2 separate regions of the Homo sapiens genome follow, and region 2 is linked to region 1. A link is a loop called in an ENCODE intact Hi-C map of the cell type or tissue named here. Cell type or tissue: B cell. All regions are shown on one strand. Links, peaks and the distances in the headings refer to the core of each region. The heading gives the core; the rest is flanking DNA. Region 1 has its middle 17 kb from the start of LINC00433. Region 2 has its middle 85 kb from the start of LINC00433.

Evidence for each region. A loop is a pair of places that touch in the nucleus more often than their neighbours do. Peaks named below come from ENCODE experiments on the same cell type or tissue, not always from the same donor. Only the 100,000 strongest peaks of a DNase experiment are listed, where the experiment ranks them.
Region 2: it touches region 1 in a loop (31-fold over the local background); 1 of 110 quality-filtered maps calls a loop at or near these places.

What each region holds. Positions count from the first base shown.
Region 1 is chr13:88,519,017-88,529,624 of GRCh38, forward strand. No RefSeq gene overlaps it. Among named protein-coding and RNA genes, the nearest start is that of LINC00433, 17 kb to the right of the region's middle. In B cell, for the core only: no CTCF peak of the experiment used is centred there; no DNase peak of the experiment used is centred there.
Region 2 is chr13:88,450,578-88,461,185 of GRCh38, forward strand. No RefSeq gene overlaps it. Among named protein-coding and RNA genes, the nearest start is that of LINC00433, 85 kb to the right of the region's middle. In B cell, for the core only: no CTCF peak of the experiment used is centred there; a DNase peak (open chromatin) is centred at 5,764; H3K27ac peaks cover 1,550 bases.

The sequences.
Region 1 (10,608 bases), core at 1,054-9,053:
TGATGGTTTTAGAAGGGGAAACCCCTTTCACTTGGATCTCAATCTCTCTCCTGTATGCTGCCATGTAAGTTGTGCCTTTCAGCTTTTGCCATGATTGTGAGGCCTCCCCAGCCACGTGGAGCTGTGAGTTCATTAAACCTCTTTTTCTTTATAAATTATCCCATCTCATGTATGTCTTTATCAGCAGCGTAAAAAACAGACTAATGCAGTAAATTGGTACCAAGAATGGAGCTCTACTAAAAAGTTACCTGAAAATGTGGAAGCGACTTTGGAACTGGGTTACAGACAGAAGTTGAAACAGTTTGGAAGGCTCAGAAGAAGACAGGAAAATATGGAACAGTTTGGAACTTCCTAGAGATTTGTTAAATGGCTTTGAACAAGTTGCTGATAATGACACGGGCAATGAAATCCAGGCTGAAGTAGTTTCAGATGGAGATGAGGAACTTGTTGGGAACTGGAGCAAAGGTGACCCTTTTCTATGTTTTCATAAAAAAACTGGCAGCATTTTTGCCCCTGCCATAGAGGTTAGTGAAACTTTGAACTTGAGAGAGACGATTTAGAATATCTGGCAGAAGTAGTTTCTAAGCAGCAAAGCATTCAGGAGGTGACTTGGTTGCTGGTAAAGGCACTGTTTTAAAAGGGAAATAGAGCCTAATACTTTGTAAAATTTGCAGCCTGACAATGCAATAGAAAAGAAAATCCCATTTTCTGAGGAGAAATTCAAGTCAGCTGCAGAAATCTGCATAAGTAATGAGAAGCCCAATGTTAATCACGAAGACACTGTGGAAAATGTCTCCAGGGCATATCAGAGACCTTTGCAGCAGCCCCTCCCATCAGAGACCCAGAAGCCTATGAGGAAAAAAAAAAAAAAAAAACGGTTTCCTGGGCCAGTCCCAGGGTCCCTCTGCTGTGTGTAGTCTAGTGACTTGGTGCCCTGCATCCCAGCCACTCCAGTCACGACTTAAAAGGGTGAAGGTGGCCGGCAGTGGTGGCTCACGACTGTTATCCCAGCACTTTGGGAGGCCGAGGCGGGCAGATCACGAGGGCAGGAGATCTAGACCATCCTGGTTAACATGGTGAAATCCCGTCTCTACTAAAAATACAAAAAAATTAGCCACGTGTGGTGGCGGGTGTAGTAGTCCCAGCTACTCGGGAGGGAGGCTGAGGCGGACTAATGGCATGAACCTGGGAGGTGGAGCTTGCAGTGAGCAGAGATCATGCCACTGCACTCCAGCCTGGGCGAAAGAGCGAGGCTGCATCTCAAAAAAAAAAAAAAAGGGGCCAAGGTAAGCGCTGGTCATGGCTTCAGAGGGTTCAAGTCCCAAGCCTTGGCAACTTCTTCTTGGTGTTGAGGCTGTGGGTGCACAGAGGCTCTCCACTGAAGCACTGCCTAGTGGAGCTGTGAGAAGAGGGCCACTGTCCTCTAGACTCCAGAATGGTAGATCCACCAACAGTTTGCACCATGCAACTGGAAAAGATGCAGACACTCAAACCCAGCCCTTGAAAGCATCTGGGAGCTGTACCCTGCAGGTCACAGGGGCAGAGCTGCCCAAGATCATGGGAATCCACTTCTTGCATCAGCATGACCTGGATGTGAGACCTGGGGTCCAAGGAGATCATTTTGAAGCTTTAAGATTTAACTGCCCCACTGGATTTCGGACTTGCATGGGGCCTGTAGCCCCTCGATTTAGGCCATTTTCTCCCGTTTGTAATGGCTGTATTTACCCAATGCCTGTATCTCCATTGTATCCAGGGAGTAACTAACTTGCTTTTGATTTTACAGGCTCATAGGTGGACGAGACTTGCCTTGTCTCAGATGAGAGTTTGGACTGTGGACTTTTGAGTTAATGCTGAAATGATTTAAGACTTTGGGGGACTGTTGGGAAGACATGATTGATTTTGAAATGTGAGGACATGAGATTTGAGAATGGCCAGGGGCAGAATAATATGGTTTGACTGTGTCCCCACCCAAATCTCATTTTGAATTATAGCTCCCATAATTCCCATGTGTTGTAGGAGAAACCCACTGGAAGATAATTGAATCATGGGCGCAGTTTCCCTCACACTGTTTTGTGATAGTGAATAGATCTCACAAGATCTGATTGTTTTATAAGGGGAAAACCCTTTCACTTGGATCTCATTATCTCTCTTGTCTATCACCATGTAAGACATGGCTTTAGCCTTCTGCCATGATTATGAGACTTCCCCAGCCACATGGAACTGTGAGTCCATTAAACTTCTTTTTCTTTATAAATTACCCAGTCTCGGGTATTTCTTTATCAGCTACATAAAAACAGACTAACACAAATTCCAAGTGAGCTTAGTAGCATACCTTTTTTTAGCCAAAAACTGTAAGAAATGCAGAAATAATTTGAGAAAGCATAAATAAAGTTATAATGGGAAACATAAAATCTTCTTCAGATTTACCAATTGTAGTGTATCACAAATCGAAAACATAATAAAAAGTAAAAACAGAAAATAGTACAATTGAGCTTTAAATCTTTCAAATCCAGAACATATATTTTTGTAAGTTTTTGTAATGTATACTAAAATTATCAAATAGTTAACCACAAAAAATCTTAAAACTTATAATAAGTATTCATACAGTCTTTTTTCATCTTTAATGAGGTAATGAGGAGTCCTAAATGACCAGGTGTTATTCATAGCTTTGAGTTTATTGAAATTCTTACAACTCTGTTTATTAGATATGCACTCATATTCCTAATTCAAAATCAGGATCTCAAATTTGCAGAGCCAGAAGTTGTGAGGATTTAAGCAAAAATTCTACAGGTGAGCCATAGGGACTTACGAAGAGCAGGGGCAATATTACTCCTGAAGTCACAAATTCTAGTAGTTTGGGACACAGCACTATATTTTAGTTCATATACTGCATCTTAGAGGAAAACATCCAAACACACAGGGTCTTGTTTCCAGTCTGGCAAATTAACTCAGATTTTATAAGACATTCTACCATTTTACTAGGTTGGCTACTTCTAAATAGTGAGATATCTACCACAACCAATAAGTCTCAAGATTGTACATTCATATCTTATTTGCTAGGGTGCTAAAATCATCTGAATCCGACTTCCACCTGGTGGTTGTTGGTGGCTTTCATCTGGGCTGTCAACTTTTCTCTACTTGGACTTCTCTGTTTCTCTCCCTGTAAGCTAATTTGGGCTTTCTTATAGCATAGTTGTTGGGTTCCAAGAGTGTGTGTCCTGAGAAAAAGAAAGGAGAGCAAAAGCTGTAATGATTTTTAGTACCATGCTTTAGACAATGTTACTTCTATTGCAGTGTACACATTACAAATTAGAAATTAAGGTGACCCTATATTTGAGGAGAAAGAAAGTACACTCAAATATAGGTTGGAGAATTGACCAAAATATGTGCAGACCTTTTTGTTGACCTCTGGCCACATGAGGTTTACATTATTTGCATATAAAAAATATATCCCACTTTCTAAGACCCATTTTCAAATAATCATATATGAAACAGTAATATTTTTAGTACTGTATATACAATCTCTGTCCAAATTACTTAGCTCTGCCATTATAGCTTGAAAGTAGCCCCAGACAATGTGTAAATGAATGTATATGGCTGTGTTTCAGTAATACCTCATTTACAAACATGTGGGTCAGAATTGCCCTGCTGCCCACAGTTTGCTGACCTCTGATCTACTGCAACAAGTTCAGATTATTTTCTCCTATTCAAGTTTCTCAAATAAAAAGGGACTTCAGAGGAAAAGTTAAATTCAGTATGTAAATATAATATCATTGGCAAAGACCACAGAAAAACCCAAATTAATGCCTCAGAAATATTCAGTTAGATAAAATATTCATTAATTATTAGTTGGCATGCATCATACTTTTCACTGAAGTGCTTCTTCAAGGTTCAAGGTCTGCACGTGAGAATCTGTCCCATGTATAAGTATCAGTAGAGTTCCTCAGAAATGTTTCCTTTGGTAAAAGGATTTGTAGATTTCAGGATGTAGGGAAATGCCTGGATGTCCAGGCATAAGTTTGCTGCAGGGGTGGGGTACTCATGGAGAACCTCTGCTAGGGCAGTACAAGAAGGAAATGTGGAGTCACATTTGTGTTGCCCACAGTTTGCTGACTACTGATCCACTGCAACAAGTTCATTCCTGAGGTTCAAGGTCTGCACATGAGAATCTGGCCCATGTATCAATAGAGTTCCTCAGAAATGTTTTCTTTGGTAGAACATTGCACATTTAGTTTATCTCAATTAAAGAATAAAGAACCAACAAGACAAGGTATCCCTCTCAACCCAAATACAATGGTGGAACAGAAATTGAATAATCACTATAGCCACTCCCACTCAAAAGTGGGAGAGGAATGGCTGACATCTAGAAGATACAAACATTCATGGCACAACTGTGCAGAGATGGCCGGTGAAATCGTTTCGTGAGCCTGCTGTTGGCCTTTAGAAGTCTGAGGGTCCAAAGATCCCCTTTAATTTTGCACTGTTTCTGTTCCTTCTAGTTCAAGCTTAAATAGCTCTATATAACATTTTTGTGGGTCTTATGAATTAATTGGTTATTCACTCCATTAGACAAAAGACACATTAAAAATCTCCAACATAAGACTTTCTCTGCCTTGAATTTCCTGTAAGGGTGATTAGGACACTTTTCTTAATATTTTCAGATGCACTTCAGTGAAAAGTATGAGGCATGCTGACTAATAATTAATGAATATTTTGTCTAACTGAATATTTTCGAGGCATTAATTTGGATTTTTCTGTGGTCTTTGCCAATGATATTATATTTACATACTGAATTTAACTTTTCCTCTGAAGTCCCTTTTTATTTGAGAAACTTGAATAGGAGAGAATAAAAAATAATTTAAATTTTAAACCCAGAAAGCTGTATCTTATTAATATGATTTTAATTTTTGCTTAAATTCTTAAAAATATTTATTAAATTTTAACCTCATGTATCTCCTTCTTAATTTTACTATAGGCAGTCAGTTGAAACAAGGTGGCATCTCCAACACTCTACCTAGAAATACGTGAAACATTGAGCATGCTAATAGGTTACTATGGCGCATTTTTCATAGTCTGTAAACCAATGTTGGCGTGTCATTATTAACTCAAGGTTATACTGATTTACAACTGAATATTGATGTTAGAAGTCCCTCTATATATTTATGAAATGTTTATGTGTGTAATCTTTCTTTCTCACTAATGAAAATCTGGTTAGATGCATAGGTGCAAAGTACAGACTGAATATTCTAGAGACTTTTAAGACAGTTTTGCTAATGTGATTAAATTCATAGGGTTGGCACTCAAGAATAGTTCTTAGAAGTATTCTTATAGAGAAGAGACCTGTATCTATCTTCTCTTACTCTTGCTGTTTGAAATGCCAAGTGTAACTGCTGAATCTTCAGCTATAATCTTGTACTAAGAGGTAAATCTGGGAATAGAAAATAAGAAAGTACAGGACTATGATTGAGAGTAACTAATCTATCTTACCTTCAAGTGGATTAAAAGTCTTGGATTCATGATTCCTGTACTTGTTTGACAATTCATAAAAAATAGCCTTCTATCATTTTTACAACAGTGCTTTTTGAGTATTTTTGTAATACATAGTCAAGCCTAGACTTGCTCATACATAACTTTAAACTAAGTATAACCAGGTCATTATGTGAGCTCAATAAACGAAGACAAACTTGCACTAGTAAAGCACAGATATCCACCACCCCCGAGCTTTGTGTTTAAGATCAAGTTAATGATTCTAAATCTGTGATAATTATTCCATCCTTTTCTTTCTTACTTCTAGTACACTATTTACTGTTCTACTTTCAGGATTCTCTCACTCCAAAAACACTGTGGTGATGGTAAATTTTGTGTGTCAAGTTGACTGGGCCAAGGGATAACCAGACCAATGATAAAACCATGTTTTTAGTTGTGTCTATGAAGGTGTTTCTGGGGGAGATTAGGATTTGAGTCAATAGAATGAATAAAGAAGATTTGCTCTCACCTATTAGGGTGTGCCTTATTGATATGGTTTGGCTGTGTCCCCACCCAAATCTCATCTTGAATTAAAGTTCCCATAATCCCCAAGTTTCATGGGAGGGACCTGGTGGGAAGTAATTAAATCATGGGAGTGGTTACCCTCATGCTGTTCTCATGATACTGAGTGAGTTCTCATGAGATCTGATGGCTTTCTAAGGGGCTTATCCCTCACTTCACTCTATACTTCTCCTTCCCACCACCATGTGAAGAAGGACATATTTGCTTCCGCTTCCACCATAAATGTAAGTTTCCTGAGGCCTTCCCAGCCATTTGAAACTGTGAGCCAATTAAGCCTCTTTCCTTTATATTACCCAGTCTCAGGCAGTTCTTTATAGCAGTGTGAGAATGAACTTATACACTCATCCAACCTATTGAGAGCCCCAAATAGAATAAATACATGAAGAAGGGGTGAATTGTATCTCTTTCTCTGAGATATCAAGCTTTTCCTTCCTCAGACATAGGAATTCCTTGTTCTCAGGCCTTCAGACTGGGTCTGAGTTACACCATCAGCTTTTCTAGTTCTCCAGTTCATAAGAGGAATATCGTGGGATTTCTCAGCCTCCATAATCCTGTAAGAAATCTCCCATAATAAATCTCTTCTCTCCCTCTCTCTCTCCTTCTCTCTCTCCAGATAGATACGTAAATAGATAGATTTAGATTTAAATATAGATACAGATATAGATAGAGGATCTTAAATCTCCTATTAGAGAATCCTAATACAACTTTACATTCTGGTTTTGAAATAACTTCTAATCTTCACAGAATTTTTTTTACTGATGGAAATTACATGTAAGAATATATTTAACATAACATATTATTGTATGTGTAATTACATCCACACACATATATATGCATCTTATACATGTACACTTTTACAGTAAGCCACCTTTATAATGAAACTGTGCTTCAGTATCTATTGGGGATAATTTTATAATTTCCTTCTTTTGATGTTTTTAAATAATGGTGTTGGAAATCAAAATTTTACTTAAATTTTAAATTTATAAAACTCTAACTTTAAAAAACAAAATATTGTTTACTTTTTCAGGGCTATTTAATGAATTATGTGTTGTCTTCTTTATCTTAAAAAAAATAAAGGGTAGAGTATATAAATGAAAAAGTGACTGAGGCAGGTATCAATCGCTTAGAGATTTATTTTGCCAGGGTCGAGAATGTGCCCAGGAGAAACACAAATCACAGGAGCATCTGTGACCTGCACATTTTCCAAAGAGGCTTTTGAGAACCTCAGTATTTAAAGGGGACAGAGCAAGCAGAAGGAGAAGAACAAAAAAAGAGGGGAGGGTGAGCAATGAAGCAAGTGGTTGCATTCTCACGAGGCTCGAATTACTGCTCAGTGAATCTACATTTTACATGTGAAAGAGCAGACAGTAGAGGAAAAAATCAATGATGCATTCATCTCAGAGTGGGAAGAGGGATGAATTCTAATTTTGTCCTTGTCTTGTCTGTACCTGTGAAGATAAGCTGGTAATTGACACTGTCGAGAAAAGATTTAACAGAACTTGGTTTCAGGGCTAGTTTCAAGGGGGAGCATGCATTCTAAACAATTTGGGGCCCACAAGGAATTTTTTTGTCCAACATTTGTGAGACAGGCCATCTGGGAAGACCTGTAGCCTTCTCCCACTGTGGGAACCTGGCTTATGTATGACGTTATGACATAAGCTTGTGAAATTACAGCTGTCTGTTTGAGAACAATAGGAAGGCAGTTTTGTGTGTCTCAGGTCCAAATTTTAACTCTCCATTTGAAATAGCAAGTTTGGGGTTCCAAGATTCTGTTTTCTTTCACGGGTAATTGTGAATTCACCATCAATTCTCTAGAAATAAAAGCCTTTTTACACACATTTCAAAATATTTTCTAGGATTCATCTGATCTAAAATTCCTTGCTTGTGTGGCTGCTGACTCTATCAGTTGTACACATGACTTCATGCATTAACTCTCGCCTCCGGCGGATTCTGCTCCTGCCTCGGAGATTTGAGGTATGTGAAAGTCGGGAAATCACACACACATGGTCTGCTTCAGCAAGGTGGAGAACGATATTAACAGGACACACATTCTCCTTTACTGGCCCACCAATCTCACTTTATTGGTTTGCTATTGAATTTATTGCTTATAAACCTTGGAGGATGAAAATACCATATAAAATATATATATATATTTTTATAGTTTTACGCTTATTCTAATGGTTTCTATGTTCTGGGTGTCATTGAGTAGAAACCCGTTCCTTATTTTCCCCTTACAATTCTTATTCATTCTTATGCTAAAGATACTAAAAATCACATCCAGGTTACTAATTTCCATCTCTATCACCATTCTAATAATTACATATTTTTCTTAATTTTTCTGCATTACGTTTACTTTCATATTTAAAATGCTTGACATTTTCTGTGTTTTGTGCTACTATTTTCTTTCTATTTAGAGTTTCATCTAGCTTTCTCTCAAAGCATTTGCCATGTTAAATATATGTCATTTCCCAAGTGACTAAGACTTAAATTCCTCCTTTTAATCTCCCAACCAATGTTAATAAATTATGCTTTAGGGATAAACTTATCTCGTCCCCATTTTAGGGAGTAATCACTCACTGATTCCAAGAATATCTGTAGCATTTTAGATCAAATAAAATAATTGGTATGTTCCAAAAGAAGCAGATAAGATAGGGAAAGGATAAATGTCTTAGGCTTTATCGTTTTCCAGTAATGGATAATGAAGATTGACTCAGAATATAATAGTTAGATCAGAACAAATTCTTCTTGACTTCCTAACTCTACCTGAAAGTTTTTGTACCTCTCAATGTGTATAACAGTATCTGCTGCTATTTACCTCACTGTGCACATTCTGCTCAAAAGCTGCTTTTAATTAATGTTAACTGAAAAGGTAAGCTTATAGAATAAATTACTGTGGCCAAAACCCATTACATCTAAGTTATTCCACCAGATCTTTGTGTTTTGACAGGAAAATGACCAAGGTAAATTAATTTTGAAGTACAAAATGTAATACTATTATTAGAACCAGTTTGAAAATACATATTTTTAAATCTCTACAATTGTTTTTTAAGGAAGGGTTTTTTAAAAATATATTTTTCAATGATACATATCTGTTTCTATTAAAGGGATACTCTTGTGGAGAGAGTTCAAAATCTAATTCTGACAGCTAAGCAAGCATAACTTACTCCAGAAAAGAGCAAAGAAGCTCTCAGGCATTTTTAGCAAAATATTTATGCAAGCATTCTCTACCTAGAGTCCTGTTTATATGTATACAATGGTAGCAATGTCTCAAAAATGAAAAAAAAAAAAAAAAGAATCTGGAGATTACAATGAAATTCAAAATCCCAAAGGATAGTTACCACTTTTTTCATTAGGAATAGATTCCCAATTATATCAGCTATCATTTAACCATATAGTTTCTATTTTCTAGTTTAAATAAGCATAAAATCTATTGATACTACATTCATACAAACGACAACACCAGGCAAAACCAGTATGAGAAAATTGCTTACAAATATTTTAGCTTTATCTCAGTTAAGAATAGTTAAGTATCTCACTAAACTACAATTAGGTCAGATTATGAAAAGGTAAGATTATTTTCACTTTTGAAAATGATTCTAAAACATGAACTTTTAATTTTTCCTAAGGTGTTGTGCGTAAACCAAAGATGCATCACTTAATTTGTATTATCTTCTCTAATAGAACTAATTAATACATTATGTAATGGTGAGTAAACTCAGTTAAATTTATTTACTTAAGAAAAAAAAATTTTATCCTACTGAAAAAACAGATAACAATGTGATTTACTAATAGATTCAACAAATATATAAATGAGATTTCCAAAAGCTAATTTGTAACAGATTTGGAGATGAAAAAAACCTTGGACCTAAACAGACAATGCAAAATCAAGAAGCAACAGCACCATGATACATACCATAATCTTTTAACTTACATTATTATTTTTTATTCTTCTGTTATGTTTAAAATCAAAATGTAATTTTATAAGTTCAAACTAATTAATTGTCCCAAAATTGTAACATGACAGTCATTTGCCAAAATGTGTGAATTTTACAATTGATAAACTAATGAAATTTTAATGCCTTGGAAATTATAATTAAGTTTTGATGAAATATATCAGAGTTGTCCATGATTGTAGAGAAAATAAAGAATACGGACAGAGGAAACAAAAAGATTTAGTATTATATTTTATTTTTATTTAGCCTATTTTGCAATGAATATGTGAAATGCTTTGTTATTTAACCTCTAAGCATGTGAATACTCCATGACTATTCATTTTATAAAATTGCTTTTATGCCATTTTGGAATATACCAAGCAAGTATGAGTACATACATACATATAAAAATGTGCACGTATCAATGGAAAAATATTTTTCATTTGGGTTCTAAATACTAAGTTTGTGTTATACATGTATGGGTACAAGTGTATGTCTGTATAAGTATTCAGAAATATACATGTGCCCATATACCTATAACACAATTTATATGGGAATTCATGCACTGAATTTTATTGGGACTAACTTCACAGTCATTTTTATACTTATTGTAAGTTTTTTGTAACAG
Region 2 (10,608 bases), core at 1,457-9,456, 68 kb before region 1:
TTTGTCTAGAGGGAATTCTAGTATTGTGAAGGATATCCAGGGAGACAGCGATACAAATACAACAAGTTGACTGAAGTTTGTAAATTAATTTAGCAATTGCTATGACAAAGCTGCAGGCATAGAGCTAGCTAATAAAATGTGTCAATCATGTAGCCTTTAAATAAAAGTGCAAGGAGCAGCTATGGTAGACTGTAATGGTCCTGCAATATTTAATCTTTTTTTCCAGACATGACCTTGTATAATAAATCCCAGGATGTTTTCTGGGAAAGGAGAACTTATTACAACTACACAGCTGTCATATTTATAGTACTTTGCTTTCTATTTTACTTGTATATTTAATGTTTTTGAATTGTTTAATTAAGTTAATATGATAATAAAACCATTTTAGACAGAGATAAAAATACACACATTTAGGCAGCAGATATAAACAAAGTGCTACATTTTCCACAAACTATATCAGGTATGATTTCCTCTGTATATACATAAAAAACAGTTATCCACCTAGGAATATGAATAACCATAAATTTAAAAAGAATCAAATTCATACACTTAGCAATTTAACAAAACAAATATGCATTTTGGCTTTGCTTCTACTTCAATAAAACTTATAGAAGTGAAGATTAAGTTATGGCCTGATTTGTTTTCAATCTAAATTAAGCTTTCATATTTTCTACAATAAATGTTACATTTACAACACAAAAGATAAGATAAATGTGGCTGCCACCTGCAAATCATTGTGTTTTAAAATAGAGTCCCATCAGGATAAAAATAAAATCTTTAGAATAGTTTTAAATATAGCAATTACTCATACACACATAAACAAAGACATATTCACACAAATATGTATGTTCATGTGTAAGAAACACATGCCCCAGGAACAATCTTGGAAAGTTTCTATTAGTAAAGTAACAACCATGTTAACAGTCTTTTTTGTTTTTATGCCAGAAAATAATATGATCTCATTTAGAAACAGTTTAATTTTTCAGGTCTGAATCTCAGAATTTCAGAGTTTGAATGTATTTTAATAGGCATTTAAGGCCGGGTGCAGTGGTTCATGCCTGTAATCCCAGCACTTTGGGAGGCTGAGGCGGCCTGATCACCTCAGATCAGGAGTTCAAGACCAGCGGGCCAATGTGGTGAAACCCTGTCTCTACAAAAATACAAAATTTATCCGGGAGTGATGGCAGGTGCCTCTAATCCCAGCTACTCGGGAGTCTGAGGTGGGAGAATTGCTTGAATCCAGAAGGCAGAGTTTGCCGTGAGCTGAGATCGTGCCATTGCACTCCTGCCTGCGTGACAGAGCAAGACTCTGTCTCAAAAAAAAGGCATTTAAAACATGTATACTGCCAACCAAGAAGAGACAAAAGACCAAAGGCAAAAAGTGCCTAAGATAAGGTGTTTATTGGGGTCTTAGAAATTACAATCTGGGACATACAGATTTGATTAAAGCCAAATTGTGTTCTGCAAAAGGAAGGAGATTAGGAATATTTAAAAGAACCCTGATGGTGTATGACAGGTTTTTTTGAAAGAATTATCATTGGTGGAGGTGGTTAGTTTAGTATGAGTCCATACTTCATGATTGTTGCTGTTCAGGAATTGCAGTGCTGGTGAAATTTAGCTGTTGTCCAGAATGTTGTTGTGGTGATACGGCCCAGTTGAAATACTCAAGGCAAGCTACAGTTTTGCAAGGTCATGCAGGGAGTCCTTCTTAGAATGGCTTCCAGGCTCCATTTTAGAGCTCTGAACCACGGATGCCATTTTGTATATAAAATTTTACAATACATTGTGGAATGGCTAAATTGAGCTAATCAATATATTCATTCCCTCACATAATTATCCTTTTTTAATTGTTAGAAAACTTTACATGTACTCTATTTGTAGTTTTCAAGTATACAATTTTAACTGTAGTCACCACATTGTACAATAAATCACTTGAACTTATTCCTCCTAACAGAAATTTTGTATCATTTAACCAATATCTTCCCACACCCCCAGACCCTTTGGGCATTCCATAATGTATACATATTTCAAAACAACAATGTTGCACAGAAGAGATATATATACATTTTTGTTTTTCAATTAAAACAAATCTGCACCTGTGAGAACCTTCAGTGGGTTGAGCTGTGCTCTGAGATGAGAACTCCTGATTTTACACTGTGTTATTTCTTGTATTCATGGAAAAAAGCAATATACTATATGTTTTAATTTTTTAAAAGACATTCAATCTAACTGCCTGCCTAGTGTTTGAGTTGATTGTACCATATTAACTTCAGAGAGATCAACTTGCTTTTTCTGCTTCACTGTATCTCAGAGCCACATCGTCCATCATCTTTTGTTGTTTTGTTTTGTTTTGTTTTGTTTTGTTTGAAACAGAGTCTCACTCTTCACCAGGCTGGAATGAAGTGGTGCAATCTCAGCTCACTGCAAGCTCCGCCTCCCAGGTTCAAGGGATTCCCTTGCCTCAGCCTCCCGAGTAGCTGGGACTACAGGCACATGCCACCACACCCGGCTAATTTTTTTTGGTATTTTAGTAGAGACAGGGTTTCTCTGTGTTGGCCAGGATGGCCTTGATCTCCTAACCTCGTGATCCACCCACCTCGGCCTCCCAAAGCGCTGGGATTATAGGCATGAGCCACTGCACCCGGCCTCCATACAACTTTTAATGTTGAACAATTTTTACTTGAAGTATGCCTCCTTTTCCACATTTGTTATTTTAATTAGATTAACATCTGGTCATAGCCCTTTTTGAATCTCCGTTCTCTTTATTATTTAATATGTATAATTATTTAATATGTATCTTGAGATATAGAGCTAGAAAACAAGACTACTATTTGTCCTTTTCTAAATTGCAACCAGTATGACATTTTAATAGCTGTGATTGAAAAGTGTAATGGACATAAGCGCCTCTGGTTTGTTTGTTTATGAAACAGAAATATATGTATGTGTGTTTGACTGTGTTTGTGAATATGAAGATAAAACAGGGTAGTTCTATGGACCCCTTCATGGTACTTGTGAAGAGGTTGACTCATTTACGCAGTCCACAGCTCTCAACCCCTCATGGGAACGGGAACACGCAGGTGAGTGAGTGCAGCAGCCAGGATGAACTCCAAGTGGCCCTGCAGCAGCATCTAGAGGGATACCCATGACCCCAAACACCCAGCATGTATTAGCTTTGCCATCCACAGATGGTTTCAGTGTTTAACAGCTCAGTGGAGGGTCAGGGTGACAGCCTTTTGCACCCTCCATCTTGGTATCTGAGTTCTTGTCCTGGCATCCAGGACACATGAATGGACTGAAGGGTGGCGAATGTGTAGGATTTTATTGAGCAGTGGAAATGGCTCTCAGTGGGATGGGGAGCTGGAAAGGGAATGGAGTGCAAAGGTGGTCTTTCCTGGAGTTCGGCAGTCTGCAGTCAAACTCTTCTCCAAAGTCTCACTGTCAAGCCATTCCTCTGAAGTCAAGATGGTTCTCTCCAATGTCTGGCTGCTTTTTCTCCACTCTCCCTCTCTTCTCCTCCACTTTTCCACTCTGTTGTGCTGGTGCCCCTCTGCCAGTGGAGCCTAGGGTTTTTATGGGTACAGAATGGGGGGTGGGATGGGCCAAAAAGCAACATTCAAGTAGGAAAACAGGAATGCATGTTCTCACTTTGGGGCATTGTTCCACGCTTGAGGGTGTGGCCCTTACTGGGAACCACCTTCTTCTACCCAGTATTTCTCTGCCTCCTGTGCATATCAAATATGCATAAATATATATGTCTGAACCCTTCTTCAAAAAAGCTTAATATATTTAGATGATAATTGGCAGAGAAGGTTTTTATTACCTAATGTCAAGTGGCCTGAAAATTATTCATAAGTGGTACTTATTTGCACTAAGTATCTCTGATTCATACTTACACATGTAATGGTGTACATCTGAAGGCATAAGATATCATTTAACTTTAATAGAGAACATACACATATCTGAAGATATAAGATATCATTTACTTTAATAGAGAACACACACATTTTCCTTTTTACTTTCCTATCTTTTATTTGCCTGATAAGGTTCATTGTGCAGTCTTGGCCTTACTGTGAATTCCCACCAAACCCAGCCAGAAGATTAAATATAAACTCTGACACAAAAACATTGCCTCCTTTTTATCTCCCACTGAAAATAATAGAATGCTGAAGTTATATTCTTGTCCTCTAACATCAGACTGCCTGGGTTCGAATACTAGTTCTTAGCCTCTTTTATTCTTAACCTTACTGTGCCTCAGTGTCCTCAATGGTATAAAGTAATGCTATTGGCACCCAATACATAGGGTCATTAAGAGGCCATGATATGCTTAACATATGAAAAATGATACTCAGTATAATATCTGGTACATGGTAATCTCTCAGTAAATATTGGATTTTATCCTTAAGTCATCTTCTATTGATATTTTATTTTATGGTTTCTCCAAGTATTTCCTAAAATACTATCACTTGTGATATAGGTGAACAGGAACCACTTCCCTTATTTAAAATATGATGAAATATTACTCTGTGAAAGATGAAGGGATGTGTTTTATTTCTTCTTTAGAAAGGAAGAACCTACATCACTGGAGATGAAGGTAGAAAGTGATTGAAAAAGGATGCATCAGGGAAATGAAATTATATTTCATATTTTTTTAAAAAAGCAATCAGAATTACCATGTCTGATTCCCAAGAAGAAACAACAGAGTAAAGAAAATCTCCTAAAGACAGACCCACATCAAGTTTGACAAAAACCTGTATATTCAATATGCAAAGTTTAGAGCAATAAAATAGCATAATTGTGGAGGGAAAGGAAAATACTCTGAAACCAAAATGTTGGAAATTCACGCTCGTTATACTGACTTCTCTTTAGTCGTGTGACCTAAATTGTTCCTGTACTTTACTTCCTTTATCTATATAGTGAAGAAAATAATGTTTATATGGGAAGTAAGTTAACATTTGTAAAGTGCCTGGAACAGTGACTGGCATAAGGTAAGTGCTATGTATGTTTTTGTTAAATAAATAAGGTGAAAGGGAAACTGATTTTAAAAGTGCTAGGACTAGTTTTCAATTAATTTTGTAATATGAATCATGGAATTTGGATTATAGGCAGTTGGGAGATTTTGGACAAAATTTCTCAGTAATTAGCATAAATTAGCATAACAGAAGTTGTGGAATGCATGAAACAATACAGAGCCTCTACTCTACAGATATTCTAACTCAAATGAGAAGTGGTTTGGGCCTGGCACAGTGTTTCACACCTGTATTTCCAGCACATTGGGAGGCTGAGACAGGAGGATCACTTGAGCCCAGGAGTTCAAGACCAGCCTGGGCAACACAGTGAGAGCCCATCTCTATTAAAAAAAAAAAAAAAAAAAAAAAAAAAGAGAGGGAGAAATGGTATGAATCAGGAATCTAAATATCAGCAAATACTAAATAGTTCTGATCCTGAAGGTAGATCAGTATTTTTAGAAAACCTGCTCTGAGATCACATGAACCAAGTTATACAGCTAAAATCATTGTATTTATTTTTCTTTTTTCCCCTATTTCACAACAGCTGGAGTTTATTTTTCAAACAGTAAAGAAGAAAATTGAAACATTCTGCTACAGAAAATACTTCTCTTTTTTTCCCTTAATATAATCAAGTAGTTTTCAGCTTTGTGGATTTTTGCCAGCTGTGTTTAGCAGAGGGTAAATCTGACCATGAATAAAAAAAGAAATACTTAGAAGGGTGGAATCCCTCTTCCACTCAAGCTGAGAAATATAAATGTGACCTCCTCCAAGTTGTAGTTGAAGCGGAAAGTGACTTTACGGCTTCACAACTGATAAACAACAAGGGGAAGTACATGCTGCTGCAGAGACTTGACGGCCCTAATCAAGAGGGCACAGATACCTCCAAACCAGGCTGAGCCACCAATGGCAAGCATTTCACTGAAAAATAATTGTTGACTCCCAATAAAGATTTTTCTGTCTCTTGAACTTCCAAACAAGCAAGTTTTTGGAAATATCATAAGAAATATATTTGCTTTTTGAACAGCGCTTTCAGAATTTTTGAAAAATAGGACAAATTTGTGGCATAAATTTATTTTAAGAGTATTTGTTGGCTTTGTGCAGTGGCTCACCCCTGTAATCCCAGCACGTAGGGAGCCCGAGGCGGGCAGATCACAAGGTCAGGAGTTCAAGACCAGCTGGGCCAACATGGTGAAACCCCATCTTTGCTAAAAAAAGATACAAAAATTAGCCGGGCATGGTGGCATGCACCTGTAATCCCAGCTACTTGGGAGGCTGAGGTGGGAGAACAGCTTGAACCTGGGTGGTGGAGGTTGCAGTGAGCTGAGATTGCAGCACTGCACTCCAGCCTGGGAGATAAAGCAAGACTCCATCTCCAAAAAAAAAAAAAAAAAAAAAGTTTTTGTTAACCACAGGGATTATAAAATGCATGCAATATTACATCTTGAACTGCACATAGTTACTGAAAAGTTATGTCTCCAAAATATTTTCACCTCCTCCAGCTGCTGAACCTGGAATTAAGTGCTTTTCTGGATTCAGTTCTCAGATTTGTTGTTGAAAGAACTCTACTAAGTGAAATGTACTCATTTGTCTCTGCTTCAGGAAACTCTAGTTTCTCACAATAGCCAGTCTTTCTAGAGACTTGCACTGTGATCTAATGAACTCATAGTCAATACAATTTCTCACATGCAAGATATTAAATCCCTGTGTGTTTGTGTATAAACCATGGTTCCTCCTGAACAAATTCTTCCTCATTCCAAAGCATGAAATGGGGAAAGACTTAATCTACTTTTTGTTCTAGTTCTCTAATTCTCTCTTTCTCTCTCTTCTTTCTCTCTTTTTCAGAACGATTCATTGATTGCAAAACACACTATAACATTATTGCCTCATACTGTGTACTAATGCAGAGATGGGACTTATATTTACAACTTTACTTTCTAGACTCACTTCCCAGGTTAATTAATCAACCATGGGTGCCTTAGCTTCTTGGGACCCTAGCCCTTCCTCAAGTTAATCTGCTATTCCTAGAAAGAATTATAGTGTTAAAACCCCGACTGGTCCCTGTTAATTTCTGCCTGTCAAAATTATACCCTTCCTGTGATGCCGTCTTGTATTATTATCCTTTAACACTTGGATCTTGAGCCAATTCTGTTCTTTATCACTTTAGAACACTGCAGCAACTATTGGCATTTACCATTATCTGCTGAAAATATATAATACTCTCTGCCTTTTGTTCACTTACTTGTATTAAAATATTTCCTAAAATTGGAATTATTCTATATTACTTTCTTTTTATCCCCAGTTTGTCTTTGAGTACACATAAGTGGTAAGTACATATTCATTTAAATGCATTTGATTTACATTTATACATCATGCTATTATTTTAAATGTGTGACTTCAGTTGTGCCAACTCAAGCAAAAACATATTCTTATACTTGAAAATGAAATGTAAATACAATTTATGCATACATATACCTTACAGAAATATAAGATAAATACATGGAAAGTTATGTAAGAAAAAATTTGTTTTATTATTAAGAATAGATAGAAAATTACCCTGGATTTTAATTAACAAATTGAACTTCACTTTTGTGACTGAATTAAAAAGATTGCTCAATTTACGGTAGTATTGAATTGAGGTTGCACAGTTGCATACTTTCTCATAGTAATGATGATAGGTGAATTGCAGAGGAATAATATTTGCAATGTAGTTTTTCAATGTAGCGTATGTGAATATTGGTGCTTGTGTAAGAATCTCCATTTACTCACATATATGATGTGCAACCTTGGCCAAGTTATTTAACCTTTTTGTGCCTAAAGGTCTTCCTTGATAACAGGAGGATAAAATAGCACCTAGATCATATTTTAACTGTTAAAAATTACAATTATAACTTAAAACACTGCATGCTATACTTATAGCCCAATAAATGCTAGCTTGTTATACTATTATATAATGCTATGTATAATTATTATATATTAATATAATATATAATTATTATAATATAATATTATATATAATATAAAATATATTATATTATTATATATAATATAATATATATTATATATAATAATATAATATAATATAATATAATATAATATTATACTAATATATTATTATAATATTATATTATACTAATATATTATTATAATATAATATTATAATAATATATTAGTATAATATAATAATATATAATTATTATAATATAATAATATATAATTATTATAATATAATATAATAATATATAATTATTATAATATAATAATATATAATTATTATAATATAATATAATAATATATAATTATTATAATATAATATAATAATATACAATATTATAATATAATAATATACAATTATTATAATATAATAAAATAAAAACACATTATTTTTTACACTATTACATACCAGTCATTGGTCTAACTAGTATATAATAGTGTAACAAGCTAATATGAATGTCCCAACAGTTCTATAAAAGATATTAGTTATTCAATAAATGTTTAAAGGCCAAGTTTCTCTTATTTATTCAACCGCCAACATCCTTTAGACTGGGGGTCAAGAAATGTCACTGTGAGTAGCAATTTGAAAAATGAGAAGGGGACACTCATAAAGAAATTTACAGTCAGAATTTTCTGGGGAGTAGAGACATCAGTGCCTTCAAAGATCACAAAAAAATAAAAATAAAAAACATGGTATGCTTGAGGATCGGAGTGAAGCCTGTGGACTGTAGTAAGTGTGTGAGAGGGAGTGGGGAAGCAATAAGGCAGGGGTCCTCTCTGTACTGCCTACAAGGTCATGGGAAGAAGTTTAGATTTTATTTTAAGGCAATAGAATGCCATTGGAGGGTTTTTAAGAAAGAAAATAACATAATCTGATTTGTGTGGTACAATTTCACACTGACTGTAGTGTGGAGAATGGATCATAGGAGTGGAAATGAGAAGGCAAAGACATGTGTTAGGAAGTGGTTCCAGTTATCCAGATGTAAGGGATAATGGCTTGGTTACAGACTCAGAGGATACATTTGGGAACATTGATTTACTCAGAAATGTTGGTTCAGAAGAAAATCCCATCCTTAGTAATTTAATTAGCACATTACACTAATTAATGAATTACAACATGGTCCTACTGCACAGAATTAGAGGTTAGAAAGATGAACAGGGCTGAAGATAGCATTTGACAACTGGTGTATCAGATTACAACTGTGTGACACCATGTCAAATATCTAAGACTTGAATGTTGAAACACATAGTATTTTGTATTTCTTCTTCATCCTTTTTATTTTCTCACACAGAATGATTTATTTTCACTGTGTAAACACATGAGTGGCAGATGCAACCACTGTGAGAGTTCAGCAGTCTAGGGAGGAGTGGGAAAGTAGAACTTTTGGAAAATAAAGTGAAATGTTTGAGTATTCATATAAAATTAGAAGGTTTTAGGGAAGAAAACAGCCACTTTTTCTTACAGGAACAGTGGTTTGGTTACTGATATTTAAATTAAAAGTCTTTAAATTATGTACATTAAATCCATGAGTTACATTGATTTGGATATATTGATAACAATAATTTATATGATTGTAAGCAAATACAAAATATTTACTTACCCATATGTTACCTAGAAAAAAACAGAATTGACAGTTCTGTTTGTTTTTACAGACATTTATTGAACATTTATAAAATACCAGCCCTAGACTATGCCCTCAAGGACTTTACAATCTTCTGAGGAAATCAGGCATAAAAACTGATTATTTGTATGTAATATGGAAAGTGTTCAAGAACAAGAAGACACAAAGATCACCCCACACCACAGCAGTAATTCTTTCAACCTCTTCATTCAGGGAGGATTTCATAGAAGAGACAGTGCCTAGGGTCACTCTGGAAGAAATGAGCATGAGTATGGCTGGCGAAGAACAGAGATAAGGGCTTTCCTAACAGGGATTAGCATAAGGAAAAGAAAGATGGCCTGAAAAATACGTTGTATAAAAGGAAATGACAAATAAATGCATATTATAAAAGCATGGTGGGGAGTTGTGAGATGTGATGCTACAGAAATATCTAAGAAAAAACTTGTATGCATTGTCTCATTTCTCTCCATGAGAGGGATTCTCTGAAGAGTTATAAGCAGGTAATGCCTTTAGCATCTATCTACAAAGGAAATGAAAATAAGAAACATAAGATCATTCAGCAGTGCTTTTACAAAATTTAATATTAATCACACCTATATCTACACAAAAATTTTAGAATATCTACATTTAATAATAGTAACTAAATATGACTAAATATGTATATATAAGCTTTTATACACACACATGTCTATATGTATATATATACAAATAAATATATGTGCTAACATTTGAGATTATAAATGAACGCTAACCGTGCCTTCAATACTTTGCATATCTTATCTCATTTATGTCTCAACATACACTTAGTTGATGCTCTTTTTATGCTATTCGATAGCTGCCAAAACTGTGTCTTAGATTTGTGTGAACTATATATAGCGAAGTGTAACTAGCTATTCAGTTCTACATATGGAACTCTTGCTCCTCTAATGCCCACTCTTTCTAAATCTAGCATTTGAGTATTATTAATTTACCAAATGTACTGTACACAA